2 separate regions of the Homo sapiens genome follow, and region 1 is linked to region 2. Evidence: read pairs that join two places in POLR2A ChIA-PET (ENCODE). Cell type or tissue: GM12878. All regions are shown on one strand. Links, peaks and the distances in the headings refer to the core of each region. The heading gives the core; the rest is flanking DNA. Region 1 overlaps CEP83-DT (CEP83 divergent transcript). Region 2 overlaps PLXNC1 (plexin C1).

Evidence for each region. Peaks named below come from ENCODE experiments on the same cell type or tissue, not always from the same donor. Only the 100,000 strongest peaks of a DNase experiment are listed, where the experiment ranks them.
Region 1: POLR2A ChIA-PET joins it to region 2 with 6 read pairs; 1 of 35 experiments calls an interaction of 5 or more read pairs at or near these places.

Annotation. Positions count from the first base shown.
Region 1 is chr12:94,461,695-94,464,620 of GRCh38, reverse strand. CEP83-DT (CEP83 divergent transcript) reads right to left here. Exons shown (of 1, transcript NR_027035.1): 1 at 2,051-2,926. Among named protein-coding and RNA genes, the nearest start is that of CEP83-DT, 3.2 kb to the right of the region's middle. In GM12878, for the core only: no CTCF peak of the experiment used is centred there; no DNase peak of the experiment used is centred there.
Region 2 is chr12:94,243,513-94,246,438 of GRCh38, reverse strand. It overlaps PLXNC1 (plexin C1), which reads right to left. Exons shown (of 31, transcript NM_005761.3): 12 at 2,414-2,501. Among named protein-coding and RNA genes, the nearest start is that of PLXNC1-AS1, 69 kb to the right of the region's middle. In GM12878, for the core only: no CTCF peak of the experiment used is centred there; a DNase peak (open chromatin) is centred at 1,416; H3K27ac peaks cover 1,239 bases.

The sequences.
Region 1 (2,926 bases), core at 162-2,661, 220 kb before region 2:
TTCCATTGTATGGATACACCATAGTCTGTTCATTCATTCACCAGTTGATGGGCATTTGTGTTGTTTCTACTTTTGGTCATTATGAATAATGTTGCTATGAACGTTTGTGCACAAGTTTTTGAGTGAATGTATTTTCCAATTTACATAGGTATATATCTAAGAGTGAAATTGCTGGGTCATATGGTAAACTTATGTTTAACCTCTTGAGGAACTGCCAAACTATTCCCAAAGTAGTGGCAACATTTTTAATTCCCATCACCAGAGTATGAGGGTTCCAATTTCTCCATGTCCTAACACTTGTTCTTGTCCATTCGTTAAAAAAATTACAGCCATCCTAGTGAAGTGGTATCACCTGGTTTTGATGTGTATTTCCCTAATGACTAATTACATTGAGCATCTTTTCATGTGCTTATGGCCATTTGTATATCTTCTTTGATGTTTATTGAAATCCTTTGTCCATTTTTAAATTGGATTTTTATTGTTGAATTATGAGTTCTTTATATTCTGAACAGTGCACCCTTACCAGATATATGATTTTCAGAATATTTTCTCCCATTCTGTGGGTTGTCTGTTCACTTTCTTGATACTGTTCTTTGAAGCATTTTTTTTTTTTTTTGAGATGGAGTCTTGCTCTGTCACCCAGGCTGGAGGACAGTGGCACAATCTTGGCTCACTGCAACTTCTGCCTCCTGGGTTCAAGCAATTCTCCTGCCTCAGCCTCCCGAGTAGCTGGGATCACAGGTGCACGCCATTATACCTGGCTAATTTTTGTATTTTTAGTAGAGACGGGGTTTCGCCATGTTGACCAGGCTGGTCTTGAACTCCTGACTTCAGGTGATCCACCTGCCTTGACCTCCCAAAGTGCTGGGATTACAGGCATGAGCCATGGCGCCCAGCCTGAAGCATAAAGGTTTTGATTTTGATGTTTTAATTTTAATGCATTCATTTTTCCCTTGGTTGTGCTTTTTGTCACATCAAAGAAGCCACTGCCTAATTCAAGGTGATAAGGATTTAGTTATATTTTTTTCTAAGAGTTTTATAATTTTAGCTCTTGTGTTCGGATCTTTGGTTCATCTTAATAGTCATAAATGGTGTGAGGTAGAGTTCCAATTTAATTTTTTTCCTCATGTGGCTATCCAGTTTTACCAGTTCCATTTGTTGAAAAGACTACTCTTTCTCCAATTGAGTTGTATTGGTGTTTTGCTGAAAGTCATCTGACCATAAATATAAGGCTTTATTTCTGGACTCAATTATATTCCATTGATCTGTACTCCTATCTTTATAAGAGTATAGTACTATCTTGATTACTGTAGCTTCATAGCAAGTTCTGAAATCAGGATATCTGAGTCTTCCCAGTCTTTACGCTTTTTCTTATTGCTTTTTTGCATTGATTAGGGCCTCCAATTTCCTAAATAGAAGCGGTGAGAGCAGAAAATTCTTGTCTTACATTTGTTATTCCTGATCTTAGGAGAAAATGATTTAATATTTCACCATTAACTTTTTCAAATCATTGAGGAAATTCCCTTCTATTCCTAGGCTGCTTAGAGTTGGTTTTTTTTTTTTTTTCTAAAACATTAATGGGCTTTGAATTTTGTCAAATCCTTTTTCTGCATTTATTGAAACAATTTTTTTTCTCTTTTGTTCTGTTAATGTGATGAATTACACTGATTTTTCAATGTTAAGTTCACTCTCCTTGGTCATGGTATGTAATCCTCTATATTGCAAGTTCAATCTGCTAATACTTAAGAATTTATATATATATATATATTCATGAGGACTATCAGTCTATAATTTTCTTGCAAAATGTCAAATTTTGGTATCAGGAAAAATAATTTGGCATGATTATGCTTGCCTCATAAAATGAGTATAGAAGTATTTCTCCCTGCTCTGTTTCCTGAAATGGTGTAGGATTGGTACTTTGTCCCCCTTAAATGTCTGATAAAATTCACTGGTGCAGTCATCTGCCCGGAGTTTTCTTTGTGGCAAGTGTTTTGCTTATAAATTCAATTTTTTTAACAGACACTGAAACATTTAGATTTTCTTTTCCTTCTTTTGTGTCATTTTTGGTAATTTATTTATTTATTTTTTTAGGAATTTGTCCATTTTGCTTAAGTTACTGAATTTATTGGCATAAAGTTGTTCCAAGTATCCCTTTAATATCTATGTGATTTCATTAGCATTTTGGCTAATGAAAATTAAAACTTCTGTATACAAATGTAGATGACAAATAATAAATCAAAAGAAATGTGTAACATATAGCAGAAAAAGTATGTATGTGCATGTGTATATGTATGGCAGGAGCAAACAATCTACTGGCACAGAGGGAATTACAGTACAGTGTGACAAATACCATGACAGGCACACAGAGAACACATAGAATGGATACCCAGTCCAATTTGGGGAGTCAAAACTATGATGTCCAGGTGGTAGGTTAGCTTGTCCAACTATAGGTAAATGAATATAATCAAATTTATAGACACAAAAAAGCTGAGACTCAGATCCCCAGACATAGTTACTTCATCATGGTTACCTACTTGTGAAGGTCAAGAGTCAACTGGCTCCCTTTTCACTGGCACAGCTTTAATTAAAACATAAAACACAACTTTGTTTTTGTAAAATAATAAATTACAAAAAACACCAACCAGATAAAAAGTCCAAAAGACAAAATGTAAAACACTTGTATTTTGACTGACCTTCTTCCAGATATTTTTGTACACTTATATTAACATATGTACACACATATATTCACATTAGGACAGCACTGTACTTGCTAAACTACATTCTGCTTTTTTTTTCCTGAGGGGAAACTATATTTTTTGGACATACTTTAATGCAAATAAAGAACTTTCCATCAGTTTTTAATGGGTCAAGAGTATTCCATTGCATGTACCAATCATAATTTTCTTAACTAGTGTCCTAGTGATGG
Region 2 (2,926 bases), core at 239-2,738:
ATGATGTCACCCCCACTCTCCCTTCAACGATACTGCTATAAAGACAAGCTGGTCATCTCTAGCTTCACGATGCCCCAGCACTTGAGACCTGCTCTGCTAACCACAGCCCAAAGGGAGCTACTGTCAGCCCAGAGAGACTGTGGACGTCTCAGACACACCTGCACTGGCATGAGCATCCTCACTGGGCTCCCAGCCTTTCTTCAGTTCCTGCCTCTCCAAACTCAGCTGTGCACCATTGCCAAAATAATAACCGCCCTGCAGGAGGTTCCCCAACAAAGAGTGATTCAGCGGCAACAAGCACTTCAGGAGCTGGCCCCTGCTGGGGGTTGGACACTCTCTTCTTTTCTCGTGGTTTCCCAGGACTCAAGACAGGACACCGAAGCCTTTTGGGTCAGAATCCTCCCCTTTCCCTAGTCTACTGCTTTCTGCATAGTCTCTTTTCCCATTGGTAACCTTCTGACTGCTTTCATTGTCACTAATTGTCTCGGTCCAGTGTGAGTCCAGTGTACCTAGACCTATGTCACTTCCTGCTCAGAGATCTTCAGTGGCTCCCTGCTGCCTACAGAATTAAGGGCAAAGTTTTCAGTCTGACGCTGCTTTTTGTGGCCCCAGCTCAGTTTTACAGCTATCGCTCTTGGTCATTCCAGACCCACCCTCTAGGTTCCCACTAAGCAGGATTGAGTGATGTTCCCAGCACGGGCCTGCGAGGACTCTGTCCTCTGTACCTGAACTCACCTCCCTGCTTCCACCCACCCCACTCCATACTGCAGGCGTACTTAATCCCATGCATGTTTAATTTCTCTTTAATGTGAAAAGAAATGGTGTCTTCTTGGACTCACAGGGTTTCTGAACAGTTAGGGAACCAGAGGACCTAGAACCTGATGATACTCTGTGCTGTCAACTTTTTTAATTTTTATTTTATAGAGATGGGGGTCTCACTATGTTGCCTAGGCTGGTCTCGAACTCCTGGCCTCAAGCAGTCTTCCCGCCTTGGCCTCCCAAAGTGCTGGGATTATAATCGTGAGCCACCACACCCAGCCTCAACTTTCAATCCCAATGTAGATTTGCTGCCTGCCTCCATGAAGGCAATATGACTATCTCACTTATCTTTTGTCCCTGCACCCAGCAAAATGTTTTGCCTGCAGTAGGTGCTCAAAAAATTCAACTTGATTTGGGAACAGCAAGTAGGAGGGAGAGCAAGTCCGTGACAAACTCAGGTAATGCCTCTGCTCAGAGGGTCAAACTATACGAGCCATTCAACTGGAGGTGTTCACACCATGGAGATGAGGCCTGGAGTCAGATACAGTGTGAGGCTTGGAAGTGGCTCTGAACTGTGTCAGCAGGTGAATGTGTGCACCACAAGGCTGTAAGGACGGCCTATCAGGCGGCCCCCGGAATTTGGGTCTGAACCCACACTGCTCCTGAGGAGGGAGTGTGTCAGCCTTGGCAGGAAGTGGTCAGGCAGGGCCCCAGAGAGGCAGCCACCTCACATATCTCATCAAGGAGAGGGAAAAAGGGGAAGAAAGAATGGGGAAGGATATTTAGAAGTGTGTGCAAGTACACTTGGAGGCCTGACTTGTATGTGAAATCCCTCATCTCCCCTCTTGGCATCAGAAGCTTCCATCTAGAGCAGCCGTGTCCAGCCTTTTGAATGTGAGGACTTTTTTGCTTATCTGTGGTGGTGGATATCACGGAAATTATGCACAAACCATTTTTTAGCTCATTAGCTATCGTTAGTGTTGGTGTATCTTATGTGTGGCCCAAGACAATTCTTCTTCCAATGTGGCCACAGGAAGCCAAAAGGTTGACACCCCTGCTCTAGAGGATCCCCATCTGGAGGCACCAGTGGGAGAATCGGGCAAAGGTGGAAACCAGACCCCTCCTACCATTTCTCCTGTGGGGAGACGAAAGGTAAGAGAAGGTGACATCAGATGGTAGGGAACAAATTGGGTCGAAGAGAAGGAGAAGCACATGACAAGATTTCTGGGACCTTGGCAAGTCATCTAACCTCTGTGAACCCAACTCTCTCTGTGCAATGGGAACAATACCACCTACTCTTCACAGAAATGCAATTCTTTATATCACACCTTAACCATTCACGGAGCATTTTCACACATATTCATAAGCATTGCCTCATTAGGGTGACTTGCCACAAATCACATAAAAAGAAAATGTCAGGTCTTATCGTACCAAGTTCATTTCTCTTTCCTCATTGCTGCAACTAGAAATACTCAGCTACAAGGATAAGGTCTTATTATTTCCATTCTAGCATGGATAGAATATATGATAGCATAGGTAAAAGTTTATAACACCAAAGTCACAGAAACAAAAAATACCCCCAACATAGCATAGTGTGATGAAAATAGAACCATCCTTGAAAACAACTATTATTACAAAGCAGCTGGAGACTTACATTTATGTTTCCTTTTAATTCATGTGAAATGATTAAGTTGTCAATTACATCAAAATTTCTGCCCATCATGGTTATATTTTGACCACCACTGCAAGGAATAAAAGCAACAATAAGGGTTTCATAGCTAACACACAGGCATTTTGCATTTATGAACAAAGCTATCAATTTATTCATGTTTAATATTAAACCCAATTATGTTTGAGAGCAAATTAATGAATTTTAATTTCAAATACAGGACAATTTTGGGAATCTTTTCAGGATACCAGCCACAAATTCATGGGTTTCAAGATGCATAAATATAAAAATTCAGGTCAGATCCTATTTTAATTCTAGGAAAATGCCCAGATTCTTTGATGGAATTTGAATTTTGTTTGTGTCATATCGCCACATATAATCAGATCAGGAGCTGTACCTTGAAAAGGTTTCACTAAACAGAATTTTGTTTGATTACTGTTTAATCTATATAAAGAGACTTCAATCTAAGAATTTTCAAAATCAAACTCCTAACCTACC